2 separate regions of the Homo sapiens genome follow, and region 1 is linked to region 2. A link is a loop called in an ENCODE intact Hi-C map of the cell type or tissue named here. Cell type or tissue: mammary epithelial cell. All regions are shown on one strand. Each heading gives the region's core, and the rest is flanking DNA. Links, peaks and the distances in the headings are about the cores only.

Region 1 (16,795 bases), core at 4,976-12,975, 540 kb after region 2:
GCAGCCCCGCGCCGTCCCTCAACCCACCCCCGACCTGCAGTCCAGGTTGGACCGGGCCGGCTCACCGGTGCCAATGTAGAGTACATGGTAGAGCGTGTCTTTAGCCTGCACCAGGTCCACCACGAGGTGTGAGAAGCGCACGCTGTCCTGGGTGACACAGGGCTCGGGTGTCACCGGCTGCACGGCCTCGCTCATCAGGAAGAGGCGCTGCGCGTCCTGCAGGCTGCGCTCCGTCAGGTTCTCGTTGGGACCGGTCTCAGGCAGGGTGCCACACTGCCGCGGGGAGCCAGGTCACGCGCGCCCCGGCCACCAGGGCTGCCGCCATCCCCCGCCGGCTCCCTCCTCCTGGCAACCCAGGTGGCCACAGCAGCGGACGCTGATTCTCCAGCACCCCCCACCCCTAGCATCCCTGCTGGGCGTCCTGCACCCTTTCCAGGGTGGGATGCCTCTTCTTTGGGAACTAAGAACAGGAGACTGGGGAGATGGGGAAGGAGGATCCTGCCAGGGTTGGGGAAGAGGAGGGAGGAGAGCAAAGGGGACTGGACTATCTAAAAACGGATACTTTGAGTGTGGACGAGTGTCCGGTGATTTTTATGCTGTTGCTGCAGGCTCCCCTCTCCTACCTTGGGCCAAGCCTGCTGTCCCTCTCCTGTGTCCTTGCCAGCTCAAAGTTCTTATGATTTCTAAACCAAAGCTGGAAGCCTTCTGAGCATCTCCTACATTCCAGGCATATGAACCTTCTCACATATCTGTGAGGTATTATCTCTTACAGTATTATCCCTAGTTCCAGATAAGGAAAAGGAGACTGAAGGAGGTTGGATGACTTTTTTGTCCAAGGTCACACAGAGATAGGCTAGATGGTAGGACTGCAAAGCTTGAGGTCTTTCCCAGCTCCATCCCACCCCCTGGGTGGGAAGCTGGGCGAACACGAAAGTCAACCATCAGCAGCCTCCTCTGCCCCCTGGTTCTTTCCCTTTCTCCATGGGGATGGGGGATACTCACACTACCCACGGCTGGGCCCTGACCACACCCTGACCACTCCTAGCACTGACCACTTCCAGGAATTAGTACCCATGTTGAACACACTGCGAGAAAGCTCTGCTTAACATTCCCAAATTCCAGCCAGACAGCTTGTGTAGTGCTTTCCTGGTCCTCTACACTGTGGAGAGCTGAGGTCCCACTTCCCTGCCTCCCTGGAGGTGTGGGCTCACATTTAGAGATGGCTCGGAGCATGCTTCCTCGCACTGCCCCTCACCCACTCTCCCTCACAGTTGTAGAGGCTAATACCCTCAGGGAACCATTGTGGACCCCAGAGATGGGCATGGACTGGCAGGGACGGGTCTGGTGTCTGTCTGTGCTAAGCAGTTGGGAATCAGCTTGTGGCTGGTAATCTGGGGGTAAGGCAGTGTGTGAAGACAGGGAAAGAGGAGGAGATTCTGTACCTGGAAATTGGGGATGGGGTTGGCTATGGGGAGCCAGGCAGCCCTGGGGTTCTCCTGGTAGCGAAATGGGCCATTGAAAGCCTGGGAGATAGCACTGAGGTTGAAGGCGCAGACAGCAGAAGCCGCGATGCTGTTTCTGAAAGGCAAGAAGTGGTGGCACAGGGCCCTCCCTGTAAGACCTGGCACCCTCCTCATAAACCCCACAGCCAGCTGTCATGTCCAATTCCCAAGGCTCTGTAAGCATCTATGATGTGTCTGGCACATGGGGGGATCTCAAAGGGAGGAGATGTGGTCCTCACATTCTGTAAACCCCCTGGGAACGACCCACTGACAAGAGGCACTGGTGAATCCTTCTGTGCTACTGCCTCCCTCCCTCCCTCCCTTATTCGGGGGCGCTGAAATACAGTGGCTTTCAAACATTGTAGTCCATGGACCGTGGTAAGAGATATATTTTACCCTACAACTCAGTATAATATGCACACATCCATAAAGAAGTTTTATGAACTTACCCTTACTAAATATGTTAACACTCTGATATTTTATTCCATTCTATTCTGATTTATTTATTTACAAAAGCTGATTACCAAACCACTGAGTTATGCCATAGCCTGCCACACCCTGAGTTCAGATGACCCAGGAGACCCTTTCAGTCACAGAAGCATGTTTCCATGAATCTTACATGAACAGCTCACAGAGAGGAAACCACCATACCAAACGCCTCCAGTTATATTCTTCGCATTTAGTTCTTCTCCCAAATGTGTCCATTTCTCTCCACCTCTGCCTGGTTTCAGCCCCCCTCTAGTCCCCTGAATGCTGCATTGTCCTCCTGGTGGTCTGCCTGCAGCCTGTCTAGTATCCTAATCCATTCTCCACATGGCAGCCAGAGTGGTGAGCGTTTCAAAATGCACCTCCGAGCTGGTCGCTGGACTGCTTCAAACCTGTCAATAATTTCTCCTTGCTCTTACAATAAAGATTAAAGCAGTCTGCAATGTCCTTTGGGACATACCCTCCCTGCCCTACCCCTTCACCCTCCTTCCTGTCTTTCTTCTCCTCACCCTTAAATGTCTTGCCACACTGATCTCTGCTCAGCTCCTGAAACATTTCTTCCCACCTCAAACCTCTGCACATATTCCCTCAGGCTGGAATGCTCCTCTCCCTTAGTTTATTCCTATTCATCTTATAGATGTCACTTCCTACAGGAAGCTTTCCCTGATCACCACTCCTCTATACTGTTAGAGGCTTTTCTGCACACTGCCCTTTCCCTTTGTAGCATTTCTCATGATTAAAATTTGTTGTTTAATATCCATCACCCTGTTTAAGCTTTTAAAGGCTGAACCATGTCTGCTTTTGTGACGCCGCACCCCTACCAGGACAGGCACCTGCATGGAGAAGGCATGCAATCAATACACTATTTAGAATCCACACTGATGGCGTCAGTTTCGATGCCTCTCCACCTACTCCTGACTCTCGTTTCGGTCCACCCCCTCACACTGTCTTTCCTATAGCTAGCCTGGCCCTCATCCAGTGCCTGCTATCTGGGGCCCAAAGTGAGCAAACACCACTCCATGCCTTATAGGCTTCTGGTGTTCCTACAAAGCACACTGTGCAGCCAGTGCCTTCCTTGGTCTCGGTGCCCACCCATCACTGTCTATATCAGGGTGTCCAATCTTTTGGCTTCCCTGGACCACATTGGAAGAAGAGTAGTCTTGGGCCACACATAAAATACACTAAACACTAACGATAGCTGATGAGAAAAAAAAAAATATTGCCAGCTGGGCGTGGTGGCTCACACCTGTAATCCCAGCACTTTGGGAGGCCAAGGCAGGCAGATCACGAGGTCAGGAGATTGAGACCATCCTGGCTAACACAGTGAAACCCCATCTCTACTAAAAATACAAAAAATTAGCCAGGCATGGTGCCACGTGCCTGTAGTCCCAGCTACTCTGGAGGCTGAGAGTCAGGAGAATCGCTTGAACCCAGGAGGCAGAGGTTGCAGTGAGCCGAGATTGCCCCACTGCGCTCCAGCCTGGGCGACAGAGCAAGACTCCGTCTCAAACAAAAAGAAAAAAGAAAAAAAAAGAAAAAGAAAAAAAGTATCGTAAAGTTTTCAGAAAGTTTACACATTTGTGTTGGGCCTCATTCAAAGCTGTCCAGGGCCACATGCAGCCCAAAGGCTTTGGGCTGGACAAGCTTGGTCTATAGGAAAGTCACCTGTTTGGGTTAGCCTCTTACACAGAGGGAGGGGGTGGGAGGAGGGTCCCATGATCTGTGAGGGTTACTCGTCCTCACACCTAGGAAGCAAAAGGGGCTGCCATTCCCAGCCTGGTTTTCCAGCACAGTCTAGATGGGAGGTGATGGCAGGGTTACCAGAAGACTGCTGGTTAGATTGAGCAGAATCACATAGTCCTGAGGTTGGAAGGGACCTTAGTGAATTCCTGTTGAGCCTCCCTGTGGCTATTGCTGCCTGCTCCCCTCCCCTACATGGCTATATCCCCTCATCCAAGGCAGGCTTTTCCACCTTCATCACCAGCATGTTCCTCCTTCATGCAGCCTAAGGCAGATTTATTTGCTTTATTCATCTCTGGCCTAGGCTTGCCCTTCCCAGCAACCCAGAACACGAGCTTACCGCTCCAGAAGCAGTAAGTCACAAAATCCTCAGATGACCCCCGGCAGGAGGCACGGCAGTCCCCATTTTATAGATGAAGCCCACCAGGCCATGAGGCCAGGCCAGCTCCTGACATCACAGGCAAGGGGCTGGCAGAGGGCAGGACTCACACGTTGGTTGTGAAAACTCCATAGATGAGGTCCTGCTCCGGCAAGTGGAAGGCACTCTGCAGCTCGTTATAGTAGAAGGGGACCTCGCCCGGGCGGGAGCAGTTGAGCCGGGCCTTCATGAATGTGGTCCATGTGTCCTCCAGCAGGAATCGGCCCCCCACGTCATTCTTGCACACGCGGGCCACGCGAGAGTACACGGTGCGTCCACAGTCGTGCTCCACTGCGTTCTCCCGCAGGAAGAAGTATGCAAACAGCCCAATATCATAGGCTGCCACGAAGTTTGGCTCTGGGTGGGCAGAAGAGGAACAAGGGGCAGGGCAGGCCAGCGGGGAAGAAGATGGCAGAGTCGGGAGGACTCAACTACTTCGGTTTTCCCAGATGGGCATCCTGACATCCTTCTCTCTGCAATCTTGGTGACCTGGGGGCCCTAACTAACTCTCTTCCCACTTCCAATACCAAGGGCAGCTGTAATATTAAACATGTGTTACCGCCCACCTCTCACTGGGTGCCAGACACCATCCTAAGTACTTTATGTGGATTAATCCAGTCCTTCAACATATGAGGTAAATCCTATGATTATCCCCATATTACAGATACAACATTGTGGCACAGAGAGGTTAAGTACTTGCTCAAGGACACACAGCTATTTAGGTTGGTTCAAAAGTAATCGCAATTTTCACCATCACTTTTAATGGCAAAAACTGCAATTACTTTTGCGCCAACCTAATAGTTAGTGAGGAAGCAGGGGTTCAACCCCAAGGGCTAGGAAACTCATATGGCCCTTTCCATACCCTCCCTCTCTTTCTTTTTTAAGAGGCTGGCTCTTGCTCTTTCACCCAGGCTGGAGTTCAGGGATGCGATCATAGCTCACTGCAGTCTCAAACTCCTAGGCTCAGGGCATCCTATCACCTCAGTCTCCTGAGTAGGTAGGAATACAGGCATGCATCACCACGCCTGGCTGATTTATTTTTTATTTTTATTTTTAGAGACAGGGTCTTGCTATGTTGCCCACGCTGGTCTCCAACTCCTGGCCTCAAGAGATGTTCCTGCCTCAGCCTCCCAAAGTGTTGGGATTACAGGCATGAGCCACTATACCTGGCCCCGTAATTTTTTCTTATCCATAACTTGTTTTCCTAAACAATTCCTAATTATCTCCGTCTCTCCTAATAGCCCACCCTCCATCTGTTCTGTGGCCTCGGGACATCACCTGTGATTTCGTCTGGGGCCCATCTCTAGCATGCTCTGGTCTACTCTGCCCTACTCTGGACCTCTTCCTTGATGAGGCAAGTGGGAGCACTTGCAGAGGTTGGCAGGAAGGAGGATGAATGGGGGGCTCAGGGTGGGCTGGTGGGCTCAAAACCAGGGGAGTCCCCACCCCTGGCACTGGGGCCTCCTTACCATTAAGCCACTTGGAGTTATATTGGGCAGTGCGAAGCGGTGGCCCACTGCCCAGGCTGCGGTAGATGGCAGGGTCCCGACCTGAGAAGTCGATGACCGTGGCTGCATAGAGCTCCCCCTGGGAGGAGATGACAGCTGTGGAGTTGTGGCGTGGGTCATAGGGGCAGCGGGCCACACCATTGATCTTCTCAATAGTCCGGCTGAGGTTCCCCACCTGGGGACAATGGGGAGAAGGGGACACTTTTCCCTGAGGCCCTGGGGCTGCCTGTTCTTTCCATCTGAGTTTTGTTTCCTCCTGTGCCCCAGTCTCTCTGGGCCTCTCCCCTCCTCCAGCGTCATCTCACTGCTCAGCTCATGGTCCCTCTGAGGGAGCAGCCCTCAGTGAGGGAGAGGTCCTCCCAGTAGCTCCATCTGCCTCCAGCCCCAGTCAGGACCCTCCAAGGTAAGGCTGACCAACAAAATACAGAAGGCCCAGCTCAATTTGAATTTCAGACGAACAGGGAGTAAATTTTTAGTATAAGTTTGTCCCAGACACTTCATGGGACACATTTATGCTAAAATATCACTTATTGTTTATCTGAACTCCAAATCTAACTGGGTGTCCTTTTGTTTCTGTTTTGGGTGTCTGTTTGCAAAATTTGGTAACCCCCCTTCAAGGCTGTGTGCCTAGGCAGGAGAACCCCCGGCATGGTGCCCCCTTCAGTCTCCTCCACCCTGAGGTGCCCACCTGTCTGCTGGTGCACATGGGGGAAAAGGCATTGGTTCCACACATGAACACCTTCCGGCCGGCGACGATCAGGACTCGCACGTAGTTCTGACACTCCTCCTGAGGCAGGAAGGAAAGGAGCAGACAGCACAGCTCTCCAGGTGCGATGCTGGATATCTCACGCTCACACCACTGCGTCATGGATGCCAACAAGTATTCTAAACACTCCCCTTGACCCCAGATCCACCTGTCCCGACGTCCGGGTCACGTCTGTGGACGTCCCCTCCCACCAAGGTCATTTCTCCGCATCACTGCTCACTCAGATGCTCAGGACCAGCTCGCCACAGGGCTGTTATCCTCACCTGCCCAAGGAGCCCCAGCTCATCCTGGCCAGGCCTCTCTAGCAGGGGACCTCAGTCCACACAGTGCTGCTCCATCCCCACAACCACAGGCCTCCTTCCAGCTCCAGGTGGGGCCCCTGGACCGCCGAGACCACGTACCTCAGTCTTCCCTTTGCTTTGGCAGGAGCGGCGCGTGTCCTCACTGGAGGCCCACTCTGTGGCCTGGGGGAGGAACATAGGAGCACACAGACATCACATGGCTGTGTCATTTACTGCCACTCACTGGCAGAGCAGGCAGCAGCCAGTGTCGGGAGTGGACATGAAGCTGTGAAGGAGGGCTGGTCTGCAGGGTGAGGGCTCCTCTCACTACATCCACATGGACGTGGGAGGGCTCCCAATCTCCTTACCCAGAGGTCTTTCACAGGTGGGCACCCTCAGCCCAACACCCCACTGCCTGCTTGTGTCAGAGGAGGCCTGGAGGAACAGCTTCTGAATCTTTCATCATCCCCACGCAGATCTGCCCTCGGAGTCAGCCAGGGAGCTGGAAGTGGCCGAAGGACCTTCAATCCCACCCCAGGCCCTGGGTGGGGAATGCGCCTATTCTGTGCCAGATGGCCCTCAACTCAGCGGCAGGCAGGAAGGGAGAAAAGATTTGGCAAACCCTGAATGTAAGAGATTTAATTTTCTGTTGACAACTCTGGGCTTTTTCCTTAACAGATGGGGAAAACCAAGGTTCTGTGTGACCTAAGCAAGTCACACAGAACCTCGTGTAGAGCAGGGACTGGAACCCACATTTCTGATTCCAAAGGTTATGTGTGTTCCCACAGTCTTAAGGGCTAGGACTTCCCCTTTCCTAATTGCTCTCCTCCCTCCCACCCCCACTGTCTGCACTTTCCTCCCAGCTTCCCTGGTAGCATCACTCATGCTCTGCCGTGGGGTAATGTGTCTGGGGACACAGCTTTCATGTGGGGACCTGCAGGACAGTGCCATGTTCTCACATGCCCATGGCATTAGGAGAGGGCTGTCCCCAACCCAGGATCTCTTCTTCCCCTTCATCTATTCTGCCTCTACTCTCTCTGAACAGCAGCTGAAGGGAGGCGTGATGCCCTCCACGTCCAGGCAATGTCAACAGCCCTGGCGTGGCTCATTATATATTTCTGGGTCACGTGTATAAACATGAACTGCCTATCTGTCCTGGGAGAGGGAGCCCTGAGAAAGCAGCTCTGTCTTCCAAATGGGGAGGGGAAAAAAAAGAGCCCACCTGCTTTTAATTTCTAACAAGGCTGTTTCTAGCCATGAAGTCACTGCCTGCAGAGCCCCAGAGGCCGCAGTGTGGGAGGGGAGGCAGGGGGCCGGGAGAGCGAGCAGCAGACCTCTCTCTGCTTTCCAGCCCACAGCCAACCTGCCCTGGTGATGGCTGCTTTGTGAGGCAGAGGGAGGCTGACTCCTGCACACCCTGGATTCAGGAGATGAGTGACAAGTTTGGAGCCCAGGCTTCTGTGTCTCCCAGACCTTGGAGAAGAGCAAAGGACCCTGAATCTGGCCACAGAGCCACGGTGTTCATCTGGACAGAAACAACCGAGCACTGTCATACTCAGGACCCATCAACTCCCAGGCTGAGCCTGATATGAGAGAAGAGAGGGCCATAAATAAGAAATCTCAGGGCTTCTGGGGACAGAAAAGAGCAACGAGCCACAAACATTGCAGTTGTGCAGGCCAAAAGCCCCGGACGGTGGGCGGCTCTGCGAGGACCGCATGAGCAAAGGGTCCTCGAGTCTCTGAGCAGAGGAGCACACCAAAGGGGTCAGCCTTGATTCCATTGAAGAGGGGGCTGTACCATAAGAGGAGTTAAAGTTACGCTGAATTCAACAGTGGGACAGGCACTGTGCCAGGGACTTGACACACTTTTTCTCTTTGATCCTCACAGAAAACAGTGAAACACATAGCCTTTTGCTTGTTTTACAGGGAAGAACACTAAAGTCCAGAGAGGTGGAGCAAGTTGCCCAAGGTCACACAGCTAGTAAACGAGAAACCCAAGATGACTCCAGACAATTGACACCAGAACTAAGCTCTTTCTGCTACATCCTGCAGCCTCTCACAGTGAATAGATTTCTCTAACCAAAAGTTAGGCCATATGCCCCCAAAAAAGTATATAGGTTTATAGAGAGAACAGCACAGAATGGCTTTTTTGAGACCATTTATTTATTTTTAATTTATTTCAAAAATTATTTTTATCAAATTAGTGATGCACAGAGTTTAAAAAGTTAAATAGTATTAAAATGTATTAATTAAAACTCCGACGACCCACTCCTCCCATAGCCCACCCCTTTTCCCAAGGACAACCACCTTCACCTCTTTTAGTTGTTTCTCTGTTTTTTAAAATCGATTTCTAAAAAATATGTATCAATCTCAGTCTTCATCTTTTGAATTCCTGTTACAGAGGTGAAGATTTTTCCCACTTACCCACCACCGTTCTTCCCCGCACCAAAGCACACGTAACATTTCCCATCTCCCCATCCTCCCATTATAATGACAGTTTTAATTAAAATCAACATTGGTATTTACAGCCAGTACCCCAGATTTCACTGAATATATGGCACCATCAACTTGTAATATGAACCACTGAGAAACAAAATTGCTGCCAATCAAATGCTCTTATTAGTTAAAATTTTAACGTATACATATTGAAAGTGCTCTTATTCAGACATATGTTTTATCATATATCAATCTTGGCATACAAAAAAATACGCAAAATTGAGTATCCTTAAACCTTTGAATTCAGTGTTCATCTCTTCTGAATCACTTTTTAGAGTTGTCAGTGCTCATTTTTGCTGTTTGTCTGTTTAGAGAATCATTCTTTGAACTACCTAGGTGTCAGTGTTGCAATAATTCTTAAAGGACTCTGATCTCCACAATTTTCTTCCATGCCATTGACATCATCCTGCAAGTCTGGATGCTTATAGAATGAGCACGATACCAAAAGATGCCTACAGGTTTTCTGACACACCAGGACTCACATTCTTCCCTCATGTGATCCTAAAATGGTTTGTGGACTGAAACGTCGAGGGGTTGCTGTTGTCTGGTCAGAACACCAGAAAAAATGACTAAGTTCATACCTGCACAGGCATGACAACATCAAGACTGCACCTGGCTGAATGTGACTGTCAGATGTCTTTAACTGAAAGACACGTCCCAACTTCAGACTCATTAAAATGTGAAAACATGTGCATGTGAGTGAGAATCAATGAAATATTCGTATTCTGATAAGGTTTCCCTTTTTTGAACAATGTTTTGGTTTTCTTGGACTGAATAATTGTCTTGATTGTCTCCATTTGCTTGTTTTGCATGGAACTATCACCAATTTTCCCCAAATGTCCAACAGGTCTTACACATCCCTCTCAATATGATTTTTTTTTTTTTTTTTTTTTTTTTTTGGAGAGAAGGTCTTGCTCTGTCCCCCAGGCTGGAGTACAGTGACACAATCATGGCTCACTGCGGCCTCAACCTCCTGGGTGTTAGTCCAAACTGCACCATTTTAAGCTTCCCCACTATTTTGCAACCCTTGGTCAAAGTGAAACATTTCCCAGGCATTCGGGCTGTGAGAAACATCCTTCTTAATCACCTGACCACAAGGTAGACAAAGGCCCAACTAAAGAAATATCCCTATCATATCTCGCTGGGCAAAGGTCCAAGGAACACTATGATGACATCCCACGGGAATAAGGGCCAGAACTGCCTCATCATGGGAACATCTTATCAATATCCCGCTGGGCAGCAAGCCATACTGCCCAGACCCCTCCCACCCATACCTATAAGTACCCCTAGCCTGTAAGCAGTGGTGGGCTCTGGCATTAGGCTAGTTTCCCACTTGTATAGGTTTATGCTGGACATAGAGCCTGCATTTGCTGTTGAGCCACCCTCTTGCTGTGTGTGTGTCTTTCTTTAACCTTCACCTTCCCTTCAAAACCTAACACTGAGCTCAGGTGATCCTCTTGCCTCAGCCTTCCAAGTAGCTGGGAACACAAGTGCACACCACCACACTTGGCTAGTTTTTAAAATTATCTGTACACACAGGGTCTTGCTGTGTTGCCCAGACTTGTCTTATACTCTTGGTCTCAAGTCATCTGCTCCCCTCGGCCTCCCAAAGTGCTGGGATTCTAGGTGTAAGCCACCATGCCTGGGCTCAATATGATTTTCTTACTGCATGCACAAATGATTCAGATAATCTGTGAGTTCCCATCCTCTTCCTCATCCCCCAACCTCCATCTTCCTGCCTAGTGTTCTGGCTGCTCTCGAGGCCTCCTGCTTGACTGTTAGCCTGGGGCTTACCTTCTTTCCTCTCCTGCTTTCCGAATCGCATGTTTCCCTCTTTCTTGATTTATTCGCTTATTTTGGTGGAACACATCTCCAGTATCTTCCTAGGAAAAGGAACATGGTAGATCAATTTTTCAAATTCTTGCATGTCTGATTTATTCTCTCTTCATACTTGATTGGTAGTTTTGATACCAAATTCTAGGTTGAAAATAATTTTCACTTGGAATTTTAAAGGCATTTATTCCTCCATTGTCTTCTAGGTTCCAGCATTGCTATTGAGGACTCTGATGACATTTTCTTTTTCTTTTTTTCTTTAGGCTCTGGAAACTTTTAGGATCTTCTCCTTAATAACAGTGTCCTGAATTTCACACTGATGTGCCTTAGGACGGGTCTTTTTTGGGAACTCAGTCAACCTTTTAGCATTGAAGACTCATTCTCTGTTTTGGCAAATTTTCTTACGTTAGTTCATCCTTAATTTCTTCCTCATCTTTTCCTCTGTTCTCTTTTTGGAACTCTTAATATTCCAATCCACTGTTGGCCTTTGTGCATTGATCCTCTAGTTTTCTGATATTTCTCTCCTATGTTTCATTTCTTTTTTGTTGTTCTGGTAGGTTTTTCTTCAACATTATTTTCTAATCCTTCAATTCAATGTTTATTTTCCCAATCACATTTTAAATTTCCATATTTTAAGTTTATTGTTTTATAAACAAAATATTTTGTATCTCTCAGAAGATACTAATTGGTTGTTTATCATTAATTGAATTTTTTTTTCTTTGAGACAGACTTTTGCTCTGTTGCCCAGGCTGGAGTGCAGTGGCATGATCTCTGCTCACTGCAACCTTTGCCACCCAGGTTCAAGTGATTCTCCTGCCTCGGCCTCCCGAGTAGCTGGGATTACAGGTGCGCGCCACCACACCCGGCTAATTTTGTACTTTTAGTAGAGACAGAGTTTCACCATGCTGGCCAGGCTGGTCTCGAACTCCTGGTCTCAGGTGATCCACCCGCCTCGGCCTCCCAAAGTGCTGGGATTACAGGCGTGAGCCACCGTGCCCGGCCCAAAAATTTTGTTTTTATAGAAGTAGCCCAGCTAATTGATTGTAATACCTAAAGAATTAAAGGATCTAGAAAAAGATCATCACTGATTACTAACATCAAAAGAGAGAAAATCAGACACTGTGTACCTCCTAAAGAAAGGACACAAGAACACCTATGAAGTAATCTTGCCAGAATCTAAATTGAATGAAGTTTTTAGCTCTAACAATCAATGTACAGGTGATACAGGGAAGAGAGCAACATGTTCAGTCATGCCACCTGCATTACAATCAGCAAAATCCAGGCTGTGGGAAACTCTATAGGACAAGTGACGAGGTTTCTTCAATAAAAAATTGCACAATAAAAAATTGCACAGAGAGAAATATTGTTTTAAAGAGACATATCAACAAATTGCAGCATATTTGAATCCTGATTCAAATAACCAAAATTATTTTAAAATTTTATAAGACAAGTAGGGAAATGTAAACATTAACTGGACATTTAGTGATATGAAGTTATTAACTTTGGGCCACTTAAATAAAAAGAATCCCAGCCTGGTATGGTGGCTTATACCTGTAATCCGAGCACTTTGGGAGGCTGAGGCAGCAGGACAGCTTGAGGCCAAGAGTTGGAGGCTGCAGTGAGTAATGATTGTGCCACTAGCCTTAGTGACAGAGTCAGACCCACCTCAAAAAAAAAAAAAAAGAATCCCTATTTTTTAGAAATGTATACTGAAATATTTATGGATGTTATGATATGTCTGAGATTTGCTTCAGGACAGGGACGTGGGGGGATGTATGTAAATGAAAGATGATTGACCTTGAGCTGATAATTGTTAAAGTGCTATTGAGTACACGGGGTTCATGTACAATTCTCTTTGCTTTTGTGTGTGTATGAAATTACGTGATAAAAAAAAGCATCTTTGTTTGTTTGCTTTAAGAGTAAAGTACTAAGCAGCTCACTGGGAACTCCATGGGAGGTCTCATAGAGACTGGTGGGCTTCTTGTAGGGTGCTGGGTGAGGAGCCTTTTTCACTGGGAGGCCCTCTATGTCATATTCTAAAAGTCTGGTCTCTGTAGTCATTGAGTTTTTCCAGCAAAGACTCCCTTAGTCTCCTGCCTGGAAGTGGGGCTGGGGGAGCAGGGGGTGGGAGGAGGAAGTAGACTTTCGTCTGATCACACCCCATCAGTGCCCTTTAGGAGTCTCTGAATATGGAGACTTTCTAGTTGAATCTTTGGAGAAAGGGTCTTGATTCCTTTATTGGAGGGAGGGAGAAGATGGAAGAAAGGATTGCTGTTCAGGATGGGACAGGAGACCTGGGTCCCAACCCTTTAATTTAGAGAATGTCAATCAATCCTTCCTTTCATCCTTGTACCTCATCCTCACATCATACAATATGGGACACCCAATTCTGGGGCCCTTCTGAGGAGTCAGCTGCCTGTCCACTGCATCCCTTCTGCAAGCCGACCTGCTCTATCCACTTTTTTTTCTTTTTCTTTCTTTCTTTTTTTTTTTTTTTTTTTTTTTTGACAGATTCTCGCTTTGTTGCCCAGGCTGGGGTGCAGTGGCGTGATACCTGCTCACTGCAACCTCCGCCTCTTGGGTTCATGTGATTCCCGAGTAGCCTCAGCCTCCTGAGTAGCTGGGATTACAGGTACCCACCACCATGCCCAGCTAATTTTTGTATTTTTGTAGAGATGGGGTTTCACCACGTTGGCCAGGCTGGTCTTGAACTTCTGACCTCAGGTGATCCGCCTGCCTTGGGCTCCCAAAGTGCTGGGAATACAGGAGTGAGCCACTGTGCCCAGCCTCTATCCGCTTTCCATTGCCCCAGAATGCATAATCTCTTCTTCACTGACATCTTTTTCATTCTCTCTGTTGTTGTGAATGTGCACCCTTTAAAATTTCTCACTCTTTTTAGTGGAGTTTTGTGAAGGGGTGGAGAGAGACGTGTCTGATCAATCTGGAACACAGAGTGCTTTAAACAAGGGCTGTCCCAGAAATTCCAGGATGATCTCTAGTAACAGTAGCTGTGTGGTTTTCACGCTGTGAGAGGAAGCAGGCGACACCCAGGGACGTGGATCATCTCCATGAAAACTCAGCAACTCCCACGGACACTTGGGGGCCAGGGACAATGGCTGAATGTCAACGCATCTTTGGAGCATTAAGTCCACTGCTCTGTGGAGTTTCAACTTCAAACCACTCCAGGGCTGCCAGATTTGAGCTTGGAGGACGTGGAGATAAACTGGAAGAGAGCTCAGGCATTGCCCTCCATGTCTGCCCAGGCCCGAACAAAGCCCCATTATGCGTCCTGATGCATATGTGCAGAACAGTCCTCGTTTCTGCCTCGCAGGATATCTGGCAAACCAAGATCATAAATCTGTTGCAATTAGGCCTCCAGCCAGGTCGTCCCATGGAACTGTTCTGGCAAAGGTCGCTCACGAGCTCCTAATTGCCAACTCCAAGACAGCTCATCATGCTGGTCCTCTCAGCAGCCCGGGGATGCTGTCAATCACTAGCCTCCTTTTCTTTCCCAGTACCAGTTTATTAAGTTACACTGATAAATAACCACACAGGTGAGCTGATTTGATTTCCCCCACTCCTCCACCTCCAACACACACACTGCCCCATCTGCTCCTAGCTGCACCTCTTCCCTACTTCAGAGCTTGGAGGATTGGGAAGGAGCTGGGCATTCGATTTTCTTTAAGGAAGAGTGGTTTACATAAATTGTTTAATAGGGGTTAGGTACTTGGAAGTCCCTTAATGGATACTCGTTTGCAAAAACTGTTTACATTTAGATTTTTCTTTACGTAATGTTAATTATTTAAACTATCAATAAAGCATTGAGTTTTAAGTTTGCTTAAATCATGCCCTGGGGCCAAGTGGGAGAATCAGTTGGCTCCATAATGGGGAGTTTTAACCCAAGTGTAGCCCCAGGCCACAGGGAGAGTAGAGGAAGCTGGGCGGGGGCACCCTGGCCCAGCCGCCCTTGTCAGCAAAGTGGTACAGATCATTTTCAGCACTTGGTTACTGGTGACAGCAGACACTGAGAACTGAAAGCTTATAACCAGGGACCCAAAGCTCCCGGAGAGGGCACTGGCAGGGCAACCCCTGAAGTTAGGCTTTGAGAGTTACAAGTCAGGGCTTCCTCACCAGGCCAGACAACAGACAGGAGGACCGGGCACTGAAGACCAGAGGCCAAGGTCTGCTCCAGGGGACACTGGATGGCACACCCCAACCTCTTGCTTGTTCTCTCCCCTCTGTGGACAGATGGTACACACCAGAGTGGGAACGTGGACATAAAATGTATTTATTCCCTTAGTTCTGTCACAGTGAATCCAGTCTGAAATCCTGAGGTCAGGCCCCTAAGAGACATGCTGGGAAAGGTGGTCAACCAGTTCCTGGTGCTTTGGGGGCTTGTCTGTAGGGCCCTTCAGGGAATGCCGTTGGAGCTGAGACCCTGCTCCAAGCCTGAGCTATGGGCTGCCATAAGCTACCTGCCCCAGGCTGACACCAGGTCAACACTGACCTGGATGAACCAAACCCCAGAACTCAGTCATCAAGCGCAGTCTTAACAGCATTGCTTTTATTTCTGTGTATCTATTTCTCTTCCTCCCTTCAGCCACATTACACTCCTAGAAGGCCTTCATCTGCACACCACAGGAACCAAATAAAAACCCAGCTGCCTGGAGCTCAGGGTGGGACCCCTGGGTCCACTTCCTCCCGCCCACTTTGAACCTCCTCTGCACTGGCTTCCCCCAGGCCCTGACCTGCTGGGTTTGGCAACTTGGCTTACTTTCCGGCCAATGGAAACTAGGCTCTGGACTGGCTGCCTGTGACTGAGCTCACAGGCCACAAGATGCTGCTTCTGGGGAACTTCCCCTGCCTTGCTCCAGCCCAGATCCCAGGAATATGCTGCACAGCCCCTCAAGGGAATCGTATGTGATCCCTTATGTGCATATTCCTTGCGGCAAGGTACTGGGCCTGATTCACTTTAGAACTCAAATGCCTTGTACCATGCCTAGGATGAGACCTGGCCTTTAGTGGTTATTCAACAAATGTTTATTGGATGGGTGGATGGATGGATGGATGGATGGATGGGCAGGCTGGCTAGTAAAGGTATGGATAGAAGGACAGATGGACAGACAAATGGATGAATGGCATTTTCTTTCAACTTGCCCTAGTTCCTCCCAACCCTTCCCTTCCAATGGGCACAGATTTTCTGCTTCCTTATACCTCCCCTCTAGCAACCAGCCAAGAACTGCAATGTCCCTGGGTGTGTGGACCCAGGTGTGGCCAGAATGTCATACCAGCTCCCCAAGAAGGTCTCCCTTGTGGCAGTGAAACTCTATACCAAACAGCCCAGCAAATGATTAAGTTCTAACTTCTGATTAGGTTAGTCACTCATCATGTTTTCCTGAAGGCCAGAGACTCTGCATTTCTTATAGTCTCGTGGCCCCCTAGCCATGAGTTCTGGTACACAGTAAGTGCTCAATGAATGCTTAATCATTGGGAGACTAGAACATGTCTCCTAGACATGAGAATTGAGGCTCTCCCCTCATTGAAGAAGAGATGGCCTTCCTTTCTCTACAATATTCAGCCTCTGCAAAGATGGTTTGACATCTGTTTCTCAATCTGGGATAAATGTTCTGGACCAAGGAGTCCCATTAAAACGCCTCTCAGAGCACTTAGGGAATTATGCTTGGGAAGTCCTTCTTGGCAGCAGATAATAAATCAATCACAGCTCAAAGAAAATGCTGAGTTAGAATGGGATCATTCAGACTGGG
Region 2 (16,795 bases), core at 4,521-12,520:
AGGACCATCTCCGAGGCTGGCTCAGGATGCGGCGCCAGGGGCACTAGGCTGGCGCCGCGGGTCTCCAGCGCGTGGCGCACGTCCTACACGCCCCGCACTGGCGCAGGCCTGTACACCGCGTCGCGCACGCCCCGCCCCCCGGCGCCGCCTGCGTCCTTCCCACTCCAACGCTGGGTGACATTGAGCTCACCAGCGCCACCGTCCCCGGCGAAGTTCTGCGCTGGTCGGCGGAGTAGCAAGTGGCCATGGGGAGCCTCAGCGGTCTGCGCCTGGCAGCAGGTGAGACGCCGGTCGGGATATGGGAGGTAGGGGAGCTGGCCCGGCCGCTGCGGGTGGGGGAATCCTGAAGCCTTCCTGGGCCCCGGAGTGGCTCCATTCCATGACGCACTTTCTCGGTTCCTCAGAATCCTACCTACTTAGTAGCCATGTGGGAGGGAACTAGGTGAGCAGCTGCTGATAGGCATTGGAGACTGCCCGTGAATTACCCTCATCTCCATCCACCCAGCTCCCACCAACTTAACTGCCCACGCGCCTACCCTTCTCCCCACCCCCGTCCTCAGCCTCCCCTGAGCTCAGTCTGTAAAGCACCTACTATCCCTAGACCTCCCCTTTACCCATGCATTCAGCTTTCCACCCTAACCTCCCCTATCTATTGCTCTCCTTGAGTCTTCCCTCTTCCCCCTGCTCCTTCCTCTCTGGAGTTTATCCCAGAAAACCTCCAGTCTGAAGTTTCCCCACTCATTAAATGTCTGATTAGGCCAAGGATTTAGGTCTTAGAGATTAATAATAATTGTTTTCTTAAAATGGAGGATACATTACTTTTAAACACTTATACAATTAATTGATTCGAATTTCTTGGAGGAAGTGTGTAATTGAAGGATCTGCAGTTTGTTTTGGTGGTAGACATTTGTGTGATGACTATTTTGGACTTAGGTAATGAAAGCTTAATTCTTTTTTTTTGGGAGAACCAGCAGAGCCTTGGCATAGTAGGGGTTGAGAAATCAGAGGGCTTGCATTTTGACTCTTTTCTGGGTACCAGAGATCTTTTGTTCAATGGCACACACTACATTATTAAAAAGTTGTTAATTAAATTTTTAAAGGAAAAATAGCCCCAAACTTGGCTATTCAAATAATATAAATATATATTGTAATGTAAATGAAGTAATGCAAAAAAAAAGAGTGAATGTTGCATAGTTTCACAAGTTTGATACATAACCTTCCCCACCTCAAGATTATCCTTTACACAGCTTATCTAGTGTTCCGGTAGAGAATGGACTGGAAAACATGTCTCAAACTAGAGAGTATTATTATATTTACTTCCTTTAAAAGCAAACACTTCTTCCACTAAAATCCTCAATACTATGATTTCATTGATTTTGTCAGTTTTGTTGAACTAATTCACCTAAAATATCTTCTGTACATCCTATTAACATTATGAAGCTTTTCAACAAGGCAAGTGAAAGGATCATTGCTCTGTAAAAAAGTTAAAATGGACTGCATGAAAAGAACTTTGACATCTTGGAACTACTTTGACATCTTTGAACTAATACTGAGTATATTGTAAGTAGTTCATCTTCTTGCTTTGAGAATATATTTATGCATCTTGCATAAATATATTTTTGCATCTCTGCAAACTTCTGATGTGTAAAAACTTCACTATTGACCACTTAACCAAAGCAGAATTCCTTGAGTGATTTAAGAACAATTTATTTTACTTCAGATATAAAATTTTTAATAGCACACTAAGGATGTTATATGAGCAGCTCTCTCCATATGATCTTCCACGAATGTCTGATGCTTTGTGAGCAACTCCGCAACAACCTACTACCTTTCACCCACTTCATAGCTAAATACTTTCATATACATTATTTTGTTGGATGGATTTCTCATAGCAGCCCTCTCAGGTAAGTCTTATTCCTCCCACACTTTATAAATGAAGAAACATAGGTCAGAGATGACTTGTCCAGGATCTCTTTGCCAAAAAATGTTAGAGCCAGGAGAGGGTACCCTTTAATTCTGGAATTTTTGTGCTTTTTGCTGTTGTTCAAGCTGTTCATTCAGGGGCTGTGCGTGTGTGAATTTGTCATGACTAATTGGATCTCATTAATCTGAAATGGAAGAGTCATGAAATGCAGATTTAGTTCTGAAATGAAAGTACACCTTCATGTGCAAATGGCTTTTCAAGAAAGAAGACTGCTTTAATAAGCAGCCTTAGCCAAAGGAATGAAAGATCAAATAGAAATGTAGGCTCAATGTGGTGGCTCACACCTGCTATCCCAGCACTTTGGGAGGCTGATACTGGAGGATTGCTTGAGACCAGGAGTTTGAGACCAGCCTGGCTAACTTAGCAAGACCCTGTCTCTACAAAAAAAACTTTTAAAAATTAGCTGGGCATGGTGGCTCAAACCCATAGTCTCAGCTACTCAGGAGGCTGAGGCAAGAGGATCACTTGAGCCCAGAAGTTTGAGGCTGCATTGAGCTATAATACGATCATGCTACCACATTCCAATCTGGACAACAGAGTGAGACCCTGTCTAAAAAAAAAAAAAAAAAAGAAAAGAAGCATAATCTAGGCATACCTTACTTATCCAGAATATTTGGAATAAGATTCTCTAGGTAAGTGAAATTTCAGATGATCAAAACTTAACCTTATAAATGATGGACCTTTACTTTTGTTTCTGTTGGAAATCTTTGGTATACTCCCTTAGCAAACAATATAGCAAACATAATGTAGGCTTTTATGAGCTCGAATTTGTTGTTTTGTAGATGTAGTTGTAGATACAGATCAGGGTTGTTAACTTGTGGTACTGGACACCTCCACATTTGAGAGGTCCTGTGAACTTCTCAAATTTTTATGATTGTATACCATTTTTGAGAGAGAGGGTCCATATTTTATATCTGCTACTCAGAGCAGTTCATGCTCTTTAAGTTAAAAAGCACTGATACAGATGATTAGGAACTAAATGGCCATTTACCCACACTACGCTGGGTTTCATAAGGGTAAACACTGGCTCTGTTTTGTTTTTACTCAGTCCTTACCACTTATTGGTGTTCAGTTCATAGTAGACAGGCAATACATATTTTTTGGATGAAGGATGCTAGGAAATATCTTGGAACATGCTGCAAATGTAAGGTGAGTTTTCACACCTGTTTTCTCCTGAAAGAATAAAATAGATATAACTTTTAGGATATTGTATCTTTCCACAGAATGATTATTAGTTCAAAGGAATGGAATGACCTTACAAGAATGTTTCTTATTGAAAGAAAGTTTTGCTCCCCTAAACTCTGTTGACTGGTCAGATTTGAAAATGAATTTGTTACCGTCATTGTTACCAATGTAATGGACTATGGGCTGCCTTCCTTTTAGTTTAACCCACATCTCAGAGCATTAGAGTAGAGAGGTATCTTAGAAGTCAGGTAATTTAGTCCTCTAATTTTTACAGATGAGGAAACTTAAGGGCCAAGAAGGGAATCAGCTTGCCAAGGACCACACAGGTACAGACCTGGGACATAGCCAGTATCCCCTGGCTCCCATTCTGATTTTATTTCTACCACATTCTGCTACCTTATTCTTTTTGTTTGTTCTTGCTAACCAAACCTAAATGAGAACGTACGCATTTTAACTACCCCCACATTTGGCTTTACTTATTGCTCCTTTCCAGGTCTTGCCAAGTATTTATTGAGTACACAATGGATGCCCTGTGTGTATACTGTGAAGGCTCTAAAATGAATGGACTGCCCCACTCCTAGGGCTGATTTATTGCAATGAACAAACAAACATATATAATATACCATTGGCTTCAAGAATTCTGAGATTCTTGAAGGCTCCATTGAAATGAAGGGGTGTGAGAGTGATGTGAGCACATGTAGGGGCGGTAATGAGTTGTGAGCACATGTAGGGGCGGTAATGAGTCTGAAAAAGGATATGAGAGAGGAAAGATTACCTTAGGGATTTTGATCAGGAGGCAATAGGAGGTAAAGTGTAGTGTTTGGAGACGTTTGAACCAAATGAATTTGGACCAAAAAAACCTTTTAGCAGGAGAAGTAACACAAGAAACATTTCTGGAAAATTAACTCAGCAACTACATACCAGTTGAATTGCTGCTACCTATGAAGATATTACAGTAACTGATGTGTGAGGTGATGATGGAAATAACGAATATATTTAGGAAGTGTCTTGAAGAAAGGATGAGTTTGGAGATACTGAGTAAGGAAGGACTTAAAGACAAGTTTTTTAATGTTGAGGACTACAGAAGTATTGCCTCATTGTCAGAAATAAGAAAGTTGGAAAAATAATCAGAAACGCCATCAAAGATTTGTGTTAGTTTGGCAGAGAAGATGGTGCATTATTGAGTAGGTTTAGGTGGCACTGAGTTATAGGTTGTGAGAGGTTGAAGACCTGAGGGCAAAGGAAGAGTAAAGTTATGGAGATAAAGATATGGGAGCAATTAGTCTGGAGTTGATTTTTAAAACAGAATGGAGGAGTCCTTCCAGAGAGTAGCACAGAATAGAAGCAAGGACTAAGCCTTGGAGGTGTGACATGGTGTAAATAATAGGAACTGGGAAAGAAGACATTAAAGAAGATTGGTCATAGAGGTTGGAGATGAAGTGAGAGAATTTGGTGGTACAATGTAAGGAGGCATTGAATCCTTGTAGAAAGATGAGATCAGTCGAATCAAATGGCCACAAAAATGGGAAGAGTAGAGTCAGAAGGGCTAATGATGAGAATCTAAAAAAATGTATTCATGACCGGGCACGGTGGCTCAAGCTTGTAATCCCAGCATTTTGGGAGGCCGAGGTGGGCGGATCACGAGGTCAGGAGATCGAGACCATCCTTGCTAACACGGTGAAACCCTGTCTCTACTAAAAACACAAAAAATTAGCCGGGCGTGGTGGTGGGCGCCTGTAGTCCCAGCTACTCAGGAGGCTGAGGCAGGAGAATGGCGTGAAGCCGGGAGGCAGAGCTTGCAGTGAGCTGAGATCACAGCACTGCACTCCAGCCTGGGCAACAGAGCAAGACTCCGTCTCAAAAAAAAAAAAAATGTATTCATATGACTAGAAAGAGGTCACTAATGTTGGTAGAGTAATTTTAGTAAAATGATTGGAGAAGGAAACATTGTAGCAAAATAAAGTGTGGGTGGTGAAGTGAAGTAGTAGATACATGCCATTTATTCAATCATTTGAGCTATGAAAAAGAGGAAATAAGAATTTTATTAATAGTACCTGTTGAGAACAAGTGAATGCTTTGTCCAACATAGTGGACCTTCAGTGTTATTGTAGAGTAATAAGACAGAATTCTCAGTAACTACTAGTAGAAGTTACTGGAGAAGTAGTCAGCCTTTCTGGAAAGTAGTATAGATGGATAGATAGATAGATAGATAGATAGATAGATAGATAGATAGATAGATAGATAGATGAGATAGATAGATGGAAACTTAAAGGGGTTCATACCCTTTTACCCTTCACTTCCAGGATTTTATTCTAAGGAAATAATCAGAAATACCATCAAAGATGTATGTAGAGAACTGTTCATTGAAACATTACTTATAACACTGAAAAATTGGAAAGAAATCAAGTTGTAGGGAATTACTACATTCAGATTATAGCTGTGTGTCGGGTTTTATACAGCTATTAAAAGTATTAATATCTTGGAAAGTATTTGTGACATAGCAAGATACAGTATTATCTGATTATGAAAAATGTATATGTTTTATGTAAGTATAGGAAAGGTCTGAAAAGAAATATTAATGCACCAAGTTGTTATCCCTAAGTGCTATGATTATGAGTGCTTTTATTTTTCTTCACATCTTTTTTTAACTTCCAAATTTTCTGTAATGAGCAAGTGTTACTTTTATCATTTAAAGTTTGTTTTACTAAAAGCTTTTTACATAACATGGTGTGTAACAACTTGGTGGTACAAAGGTTTTTACATAGTGAGACCCGATCTCTACAAAACAAATTTTTTTAATTAGCTAGACATGGTGGCATCTGCCTGTGGTCCCAACTACTCCAGAAGATGATACAGGAGGATCGCTTGAGCCCGGTTCAAAGTTACAGTGAGCTATGATCTCTCCACTGCCCTTTACCCTAGGTGACAAAGTGAGACCTTGTCTCTAAAAAAAAAAATAAGTTTTTTAGTTTTGATTTTAAAGATGGGGGAGATAACATTTGGCAGGAAAAAGGCAGTGGAAAATAAGGATAAGTTTGGTACGACATCCCTCAGCAGAGGGATTACTACTTAAGAATAAAGGAAGACTGGTATTTCTTCAAGCCTGCAGGGAAGGATGAGAAAACGGATATAGGGAGTCTGTTTCTGTCACAAAGCCCAGGTCAACAGCTAAGGCCTAGAGAGTTTCAGATAGACACTCTGGGGAGTGGGTTGTAATATTGATTCTCTGATTCCCAGAGAGTTGTCATATCTCCAGTCACATCACCTATGGTTTTCTCCAAGAGGACCTTGAAAGATTCTGAGAAAGAAAAAGCATCCCTACCTTTCCTCACTGTCTATCATGGGGTTGGAAAGGATATTTATGGAAAGGAGGGGACTACCAGGAGAGAAGCTGGTACTTCAACCAGCCTCACCCTGGCTGACCACTATAGCCTCCAGCTAGCAATGATATTTCTAAGGCACTGGTTTTCAGATTATGGGTCCCCCATAGCAGAAGTTTCACCATTACCTGGGCAATTGTTAGAAGTGCACATTCTCAGGTTCTGTCCATACTGACTGTATCAGTTGGGTCCAGTAATCTGTTTCACAGGGTCCCCCAGGTGATTTCGATAGATAAAAAAGTTAAGAACCTTTACTCTTAAGATTAGCCGTTTGCCACCCAGAGCCTTAGAGACAGCTGTGAGGCTTCATCTTAACTTCCTGCTAGGGCCCTGGAGACACAGAATTGGTCAGCCAGGGACAAGCTGTTAAGTCCAGCTAGAGGGTTAAAGGGCTGTTTTTCTTTTGGTTTGTATGTTTTTAATCGTGATCCACCAGAGGATGGAAAATTTCTGGCTTGGACGTCTGGTCAATATATTCTGTCTCTTTGAGAGAAAACGAAGGTCTTAGTAATGATATTAAAGTTTGTTTATGCTTTCATGTTGTTATAATTGCAAAATAAAAACCAAGACCACATCAAATACTTCAGACATTTTTTAGCGATAACTTTTTAAAATTTAAAATTTTATTTTATTTTATTTTTGAGAGAAGGTCTGGCATTATCGCCCAGGCTGAAGTGCAGTGGCATGATCTCAGCTCTCTGCAACCTCTGCCTCCAGGGCTCAAGCCACCCTTCTGCCTCAGCCTCCTGAGTAGCTGGGACCACAGGCACATGCCACTGCGCCCAGCTAGTTTTTGTATTTTTTGTAGAGGTGGGGTTTCACTATGTAGTGATAACATTTTTAAAAATATTTTTAAAGCAAGACCTCATCTTTAAAAAAATATATTTACATTAGTCTATTATTCTAATATCTATAATAAGATAATATGTGTGTATGTTTTAATCAGCATTTATACTGTAGGGAGGTAAAAGTTATTAGCATACAATATGAAGTTGTAGTAAGAAAAAGTTGGGAGATACAGTCTGATCTAGGTGAACCTCTCATGTCTCCAAGTCCTTACCCTCCATAACTACCTCAGTACCTCTCTCACATCAAATTCTACTTGTCTTCCCATTATTCATTCTGTTCTGGCCATACTGGCCTTCTCTTTATGGGCTCTAGAATCTTTTAGGGTCTTTGCATTTATAATTCTTTCTGTTTGGAATATTCTTCCACCAGATAGCTGCATAGCTAGCCCTTGCTTCCCTTCAAGAGTGACATTCTCACAGAGGACTTCCTAACTACTCTATGTAAAATTTCATACACAGCCCATTCCAAACACATACTTCATGTCCCCATTGTTTATTTTTTTCTCTCTGGCACTTAGTATCTAACATATGTATAACTTTCTCCCCAGTAGAATGCAAGTTCTATTGGCACAGATTTTTATCTTTTTTATATATTGCCTAAAACAATGCCTGGCACATAGGAAGTACTTTGTTGAATGAATTACTCCAACATACATCGATGTCACTGATAGTAGGTATACATGTTAGCATTTTTTGCTTTATTATTTCTCAAACTGAGCTAGCTGAGAGGCAGTTTGTCTTCTGTTCTCCTAAACTGCCTTTGTTCTATAATTAGGAGGAATGGGAAAGGACAGCTGTCTTAGGAAATAATTATTGATTCTTTTTCTGTTTAAAGAGCAGAGTCCTTCTAGCTTGCTGCCGGTTAACCTTGTTCCTTTTGTAAGTGCCTGCCAAAGGAGGAATGGGATAGCATTGTGTGAGATGGGGCCTTGTAGGTCACATTAAACCAGTGGTTCTCTGGGGAGATGAAAAAGTCCTGGAGATGGATAGTAGTAATAGTTGCACAGCAGTGTAAATGTACTTAATGCCACTGAATTGTACACTTAAAATAATTAAAATGGTAAATTTTATGTTATGTATATTTAACCACATCTTAGGGGAGAGAAAAGCCTAGGTTCTCAAAGTATAGTCCAGAACCAGCATAGCAGCATCACCTAGGAACTTGTTAGAAATGCGAATTCCCAGCCTCCATTCCAGAACTGTGGATGCAGAAACTGGAGGTAGACAGCCTCATGATTTGTGTTTTAACAAGGCATTCCTCTGATTCACACCAAACACTAAAACACTAAAATTTGAAGATCACAGGATTTAATAATTGTGTCTTAATCCTGAGTGCTATGAAAATCTATTGAAGAGTTTCATAGACTTTTCCCATGGCCTCATAACTGCATAATTAACTTTGTCAGAAATCCTGACCACATTAGGGGTAAAATTGAAAAGTGTTCTAGAAGTTTTATCAAAGTTAATGTTTTACATAATATTTCAAAAAAAAAATAAACTTAACAGTTAGAGAGCCTGCTGTGTTTCAAGCATCTTACCAGATGCTCCCATATTTGCTTTTCCATTTAACCCTCAAATCAACTTTGGTACAAGAAACACTGCATTATCCACATTTTAAATGAGGAAACAAGCTAAAAGCAGTTAATTTATCTCCTTTCCACTAGGTGGCACTGATGTTGTGTTTGCCAGATCCAGGCAAAGCTTTCTGGCATTTATAGCCCTAGAAAACAAAATAAATGAGGCCTTTTATGAAAAAGACTGTGTGCCAGGTAACCACAAATAGAGATTCCAACTTCTGGTGTGTCAAGAGTAAGGACCTCTGAAAATCCATTTTTACCCAAAAGCAATGATAACACTGCCAGAAGTTGGCAGAAGCAACTTTTCCAGAACTCTGGAAAATTACCAGGCATTTGTGACAATCTGAGGAGCATTTATCCAAAAAAAAAAGCCTGAAATCGTGGTAGGACAGCAAGTTTTGTGGAGTTTTAACTTGCTTTATTCCTGTCTTCTTTCAGCTTCACAATAGTCTTGAAAACCAACAGCCTCACAAATCACAGTTACTTTGAAAACCAGCAGCCTTGCAGGCACTGAAGAAGGCAGAATGGGTTTAAGAGTTTTCCAAAACTTCCAGCTGCAGAGAATTGTTACTATTTGACTTGTCTGACAGTTCGCTGGAAACCCCACTCACAGGGCTTATCTTTTTTCACCTGACTTGGAGTTTATTCACTGCAAACAGTGTTTTCCCTGGTGCATTTGTTGAAAATAATCAGCAGCACTTGTTTGACATAACATGGAGTGGGTAACAGCTGGGTCAAACAAGAAGCTGGGGAATGAGATGTCCATCCTGACATCTGGAAAGCTCTGACATATTTCTAGAATGTAATATGTGTAAGGTTGGACACATTTTCCAGGAAAAACCTGAGAGGTCTCTAAGCTCTCACCTCACATTTAGTCTCTGTCCGAGCACGAATGGAAGGTGTGTTAGGCCAGTCTCGCATTGCTAAAAAGAAATACCTACGACTAGGTAATTTATAAAGAAAAGCAGTTTAATTGGTTCATCGTTCTTCAGGCTGTACAGGAAACATGATACTGGCATTTGTCAAGTTTCTAGGGAGGCCTTAGGAAACTTACAATCATGGTGGAAGGCGAAGGGGGAGCTGGCATGTCACATGTCCAGAGCAAGAGCAAGAGAGATCAGGGAGGTGCCACACACTTTTAAACGACCAGATCTCATAAGAACTCACTATCACGAGGACAGCACCAAGAAGGATGGTGCTAAACTATTCATGAGAAATCCACCCCCATGATCCACTCACTTCCCACCAGGCCACACCTCCAACACTGGGGGTTACATTTCAACATGAGATTTGGGTGGGGGTACAGATCCAAACTATATCAGAAGGCTAAGGCAGTGTTGCAGACTGCCTGCCTGAGGGTAGAAGACATGCCCCAACATGCACACACAGCCCGTAGGCAAACACTTAATAAACTTAAAGGCATTTATTAGTCTCTCCAGTTACTAGCTGACCACTAAGATAACCAGACAGACCTCTGTGGCCAAACACACAAAGGATACAAGGAGAGACTATGAACAACTCTATGGCAAAAATTACATAAACCAGATGAAATGGACACACTTTTAGAAAAAGAAAAATTATCAAAACTAAGTCAAGAAAAAATAAAATATCTGAAAAGTCCTGTAACAGGAGATTGAACTAGTGATTTTAAAACTTCCTGCAAAGAAAAAGTCCAGGCCCAGATGGCTTCAATTGTGCATTCTACCAAACATTTAAAGAAAAAAATAGAATTAATCTTTCACAAATTCTTCCAAAATACAAAAGAGGAGGGATCACTTCCCAATACATTTGATGAGGCCACATTATCCTCATACCAAACCCCTCCCAAAAAAATCTCAAGAAAACTATAGACCCATATATATCCCTTAGGAATATTGATGCAGAAATCCTCAAGAACTGCTACAAAATGAATCCAGTGACATGAAAAATTATAGACTGATCAAGTGGGATGTATGCTAAAAATGTAAGGTTAGGACTCCTGACTCAACATCATTCACCATGTTAATAGAATAAAGGAAAAAAACACATAACCACATCAGTAAACACAGAAAAAGCATTTGACAAAATGCAACTCCTCTTCATTATAAAAACACTCAGAAACTATGAATAGAAAGGAACTTCCTCAACCTGATAAAGGGCATTAAATGAAAAACCCACAACTAACATCGGACTTAATGGTGAAAGGCTGAATGCGTTTCCCCCATGACATGACAAGGATGTCCATTTTCAACAGACATTTCTGTTCAACACTGTACTTACTGGAGGTTCTCGTTAGGGAATTTAGGCAGGAAAAACAATAAGTGGCAAAAGAAGTAAAACTATATTCCCAGATAACATGATCATGTATATAGAAAATCCTAAGGAATACACACACACATACCCTGTTAGACTAAATGTTGAACAGTTTTGCAGTATGCAAGATAAATGGGCAATAAATAATGCAAACATGAAGAAAATTCCATTTATAATAGCATCAAAAAGAATAACGAAGTTTAAAACGTACTCTGGAAATTGCAAAAACACTACTGAAAGAAATTAAAGAAGACCCAAATAAATGGAAAGACATCCCATGTTCATGGTTTGAGAGACTTAATATTTTTAAGATGGAAGAATTCCTCAAATTGATCTATGGATTCAACACAATCCCCAACAAAATCCCAGCTGGGGTCTTTGTAGAGATTGACAAGCTGATCCTCAAATTCATACAGAAATTTAGAAATTTAAGGGACCCTGAGTAGGCAAACTAATCTTTAAAAAGAAAAGCCAAGTTGGATGACTCATACTTCCTGATTAAAAACTTAACTACAAAGCTGTAATAATTAAGACAGTGTGGTGCTGGCATAAGGACAGACATTTAGATCGGTGGAATAGAATTGATAGTCCAGAAATATACTCTCATATTTACAGTCAATTGATTTTCTATATGGCGCTAAAACAACTCAGTGCGGAAAAGAACAGTCTTTTAAACAAGTGGTGCTGGGAGAACTGGATATTTACATGCCAAAGAATGAATTTGGATCCTTTTCACAGAAAGTATACTAGTATAACTCAAAATGGATCACAGACCTAAATGTTAGAGCTAAAACTATAAAATTCTTAGAATATAGGAGTAAATCTTTGTGATATCGTATATGGCACCAAAAGCTCAAGCAATAAAAGAAAAGATGGATAAACTGGACCTCACCCAAATTAAATTTTTTTGTACTTCAAAGGACATCATCAAGATAGTGAAAAGATACCCATGGAGTGGGAGACTATATTTGCAAAGTACATATCAGATAAGGAAAGAACTCTTACAACTCAAAAATGAAAAGACATAACCCTACTTAAAAAAAAATAGGCAGAGGACCTAAATAGATGTTTCTCCAGAGAAGATATGCAAATGGCCAATTAGTACATGAAAAGATCCTCATTATTACTCATTAGATAAATGTAACTTAAGACTACAATGAGATACCACTTCCTACCTACTGGGACAGTTATAATCAAAAAGAATAACAAATGTGGGTATGGATGTGAAGAAATTGGATCCCTCATATATGGAAATGTGAAATGTTACAGCCACTTGGAAAATGGTCTTGTAATTCCTTAAATGATTAAATGGAGAATTATATCACCCAGTTGTTTCACCCCTTAGTATATACCCCACAAATGAAAATACATGTTCCTCAAAAACTTGTACACAAATGTTTATAACAGTATTATTCATAATAGCCAAAAAGTGGAAACCACCCAAATGTCCATTAGTTGACTAATGTGTAAACAAACTCTGGTATAGTGGAATAAAATTTGTCAATAAAAAGGAATCAAGTGCTGACAAATGCTACAACATGGATGAACCTTGAAAATATAAGTAAAAGAAGACAGTCATAAAAGGCCACATGTTGTATGATTCCATTTATATAAAATGTCCAGAATATGTAAATCCATAGAGACTGTGACTTTTAGGGTTGGGGGAAGGAGGAAACAGGGAATGACTGCTAATGTATTCAGGATTTCTTTCTGGGGTGATGAATGTCTTCTGGAATTAGTGATCAATACACAACTTAGTGAATATATGAAAACCACCAAATTTCACACTTTAAAAGTGAGTTTTATGGTAGGGAATTATGTATCAATAAAAGTATTATTTTAAAAATCTTAACAACCATGAACATATTTTCATGAGAAATCCACAGTAGTGTCTTTTAAATTGTTATGTTCAAAAGATTTTTTTTTTTAACAGCAAGGGGGGAAAAGTAAGGAAATGATGCTTTTCACCATCATTGGGAAAACCGCCTCTGTAACCATATTTTACTCCTACTCCCTCTCTCACCTCCCCTTACTGCTCCAAACTCTGAGGCTGCAAGACACCCAAGTGGGAGTTTGGAACTTCCAAGGCACAGTCTTTTTATCTATTAGCAAATTCATTTTTAACCACAAAGGTCTGAGGGCACACTCTTACTGCATTCAATACAAGTCTTGGACATTCCATTTCTGTCATCTAGAGCATCATATAGTGGCAAAGCCCTAGTCAGATTTATCTCTGGTGCCTTTCCAGCTTTCATTTCTGTTCCACTGCTCCACATCCTAGGGACTCAGGGGCTCTTAGGTGTCTTCTGATTCTCAGGAGCCTGTACCAGACCTGGCCTCATCTGCACCACAATCCCAAGATCAGAATTACTCTCCTTTTCTCCCACCTGATCAAAACTATTTCTGGTTGTCTCTGCTTCTGATTTTAATTAATTAAAATTATTCATGCTAAAGCTGAAGGTAACAATTGCTAATCAAAACTAATGTCTTAAATGTATTTATTTTATGAAGGTATTTCCTAGCTTTGTTCACTGAAAAGGCAAAAACAGTGACAAACTGAAAAAAAATGAGCCCCCACTAAGGAGTCTCTAAAAACATTTCTTTAAAAGAACCAGAGCCCATTGGGAGGAATGTGTGATTCCAACTCGGGCAGAAAACATTTAAAATCAGTCTGGAATATCTTGTCAGAAAGAAAGCTATCAATGACCACTGATGATGTGTTGAAAGGACTCGGGAGCCAACTTAGAAGGGTTCCCAATGGGATTAAAAGGAACAACTGAAACAGTCTAGAGCACATCACATGTGTAAAAATGCAACGTAAGGAAGTGCAAGAAAACCAATTTGTTCATTTTAAAACTGGCAAATAAAGGGAAAGAATCCAGCATTTATTCCACATTTTCTGCACGGTTTATGCCTTAAGATAACCAAATAGTTAATGTGAAGGGGGAGAATACCACCATTTTGCAATCCCTAATGAAATGAATGGATCTAGGTAATAATCACCATTGTCTGCTAAAAAAAAAAGATAGATGAAAGGTTGATGGGGAACTTTCTAAAAGGTGAATCAGACTGATAGCATGTACTGAACAATCTTAATATGAAAAGAGACAAAATTGGCATATGCCTATTGATGTGGCATAATAAGACAGACACAATACCACCTATGACATTCTTGCTAAAAGATCTAATCTAAATCTTTCAAGCCTCAAAAATCTGTTTACAAGGAATAGAGGAGTTTGGAGAATATGTTGGGCAACACCATGGGGGTGTGATAAGCAAAATCTAAAATTGAGGGACACTATAGGACTAAAGACTGGTTTCTTTAACAAATAAATTATTTTAAAAAGTAAGAGGGGAGACCTATAGATTTAAAGAAACTCAGGAAGCATCAGCCATATTCAGTTTGTGCACCTATTTTGAATAAGCCAACTGCAAAAAAAAATGAGCCTATCAGAAATTTCATCTTAATAGGATTTGATCATAATATACTGATAATAAGGAACATTTAAAAATTATATTAGTATTTCAGATATGATTTTGAAATACATACTGAAGTATTTGTGGATGAACTAATATAATATTTGGGATTTGCTTTAAAACAATCTAGTAAGGGGTAGATAGTAGATGGAGTTTAGGTTAAACGATATTTTTAAAATTTTTTAAGTTCAGGGCTACATGTGCAGGTTTGTTATATAGGTAAACTTATGTCACAGAGGTTTGCTGTACAGTTTATTTTGTCACCCAGGCACTAAGCCTAGCACCCATTAGTTATCTTTTCTGATCCTCTCCTCCCTACCACCCACAACCCTCAGGTAGGCCCCAATGTTTGTTGTTCCCTTCTGTTTGTCCATGTGTTCTCATTATTTAGCTCCCACTTATTAATGAGAACATGCAGTATTTGGTTTTCTGTTCCTGTGTTAGTTTGCTAAGGATAATGAATGACCTCCAGCTCCATCAGTGTTCCTACAGAGGACATGCTCTCATTCTTTTTTTATGGCCGTGTAGTATTCCATGGTGTATATGTACCACATTTTCTTATTTTATTTATTTATTTTTTGAGACACAGTCTCACTCTTGCCCAGGTTGGAGTGCACTGTCATGATCTAGGCTCACTGCGACCTTCGGCTCCGGGGTTCAAGTGAGCAATTCTCATGCCTCAGCTACCCAAGTAGCTGGGATTACAGGCATGCACCACTGGGCCCAGCCTAAAGAAAAGACCACATTTTCTTTATCCAGTCTGCCATTGATGGACATTTAGGTTGATTCATGTCTTTACTGTTGTGAATAGTGCTGCAGTGAACATACACATTCATGTGTCTTCATGATAGAACATTTATATTCCTTTGGAGATATACCCAGTAATGGCATTGCTGGGTCTAATGGTAGTTCTGTTTTTAGGTCTTTGAGGAATCGCCATACTTCTTTCCACAATGGTTGAACTAATTTATACTCCCATCAACAGCATCTAAGTGTTCCTTTTTCTCTGAAACCTCACCACAGCATCCCTTATTTTTTGACTTTTTAATAGCCATTCTGGCCAGGCACGGTGGCTCATGCCTGTAATCCCAGCACTTTGGGAGGCTGAGGCAGTCGGATCACCTGAGGTCAGGAGTTCAAGACCAGCCTGGCCAACATGGTAAAACCCCGTCTCTACTAAAAATACAGAAATTAGGCGGGTGTGGTGGCAGACGCCTGTAATCCCAGCTACTCGGAAGGCTGAAGCAGGAGAATCGCTTGTACCTGGGAGGTGGAGGTTGCAGTGAGCTGAGACCACACCATTGCACTCCAGCCTGGGCAACAAGAGCAAAACTAAATAGCAAAGGCTTGGAACCAACCCAAATGCCCATCAGCGATAGAGTGGATAAAGAAAATGTAGCCCATATAACCATGGAATACTATGCAGCCATAAAAAGGATGAGTTCATGTCCCTTGCAGGGACATGGATGAAGCTGGAAACCATCATTCTCAGCAAACTAACACAGGAACAGAAAACCAAACACTGCATGTTCTCACTCTTAAGTGGGAGCTAAACAATGAGAACACATGGACACAGGGAGCGGAACATCATGCACCAGGGCCTGTCAGGGGGTGGGGGTTTAGGGGAGGGATAGCACTGGGAGAAATAGCTAATGTAGATGACGAGTTGATGGGTGCAGCAAACCACCATAGCATGTGTATACCTATGTAACAAACCTGCATGTTCTGCACATGTATCCTAGAACTTAAATAAATAGATAAATGAAAAAGACTGAGAATGGCCGGGCATGGTGGCTCACACCTGTAATCCCAGCACTTTGGGAGGCCGAGGCAGGCGGATCACCTAAGGTCAGGAGTTTGAGACTAGCCTGACCAACATGGAGAAACCCCGTCTATACTAAAAATACAAAAAAATTAGCTGGGCATGGTGGCAGGCGCCTGTATTCCCAGCTACGTGGGAGGCTGAGGCAGGAGAATCACTTGAACCTGGGAGACAGAGGTTGCGGTGAGCCGAGATCGCGCCACTGCACTCCAGCCTGGGCACCAAGAGCG

What was found. Hi-C counts contacts between places; a loop is a spot of excess contacts. Peaks named below come from ENCODE experiments on the same cell type or tissue, not always from the same donor. Only the 100,000 strongest peaks of a DNase experiment are listed, where the experiment ranks them.
Region 1: it touches region 2 in a loop (4-fold over the local background); 3 of 110 quality-filtered maps call a loop at or near these places.

What each region holds. Positions count from the first base shown.
Region 1 is chr3:122,922,175-122,938,969 of GRCh38, forward strand. It overlaps SEMA5B (semaphorin 5B), which reads right to left. Exons shown (of 23, transcript NM_001031702.4): 6 at 6,822-6,884; 7 at 6,343-6,441; 8 at 5,616-5,829; 9 at 4,218-4,503; 10 at 1,443-1,578; 11 at 66-273. Among named protein-coding and RNA genes, the nearest start is that of LINC02035, 44 kb to the left of the region's middle. RefSeq lists an enhancer at 4,346-4,846. In mammary epithelial cell, for the core only: no CTCF peak of the experiment used is centred there; DNase peaks (open chromatin) are centred at 7,537, 9,697, 10,217 and 12,287; H3K27ac peaks cover 4,420 bases.
Region 2 is chr3:122,384,021-122,400,815 of GRCh38, forward strand. FAM162A (family with sequence similarity 162 member A) reads left to right here and starts at 162. Exons shown (of 5, transcript NM_014367.4): 1 at 162-279. The coding sequence starts at 246. RefSeq lists enhancers at 1-473, 297-346 and a silencer at 57-206. In mammary epithelial cell, for the core only: a CTCF peak has its summit at 9,071 (motif pointing right); no DNase peak of the experiment used is centred there; H3K27ac peaks cover 391 bases.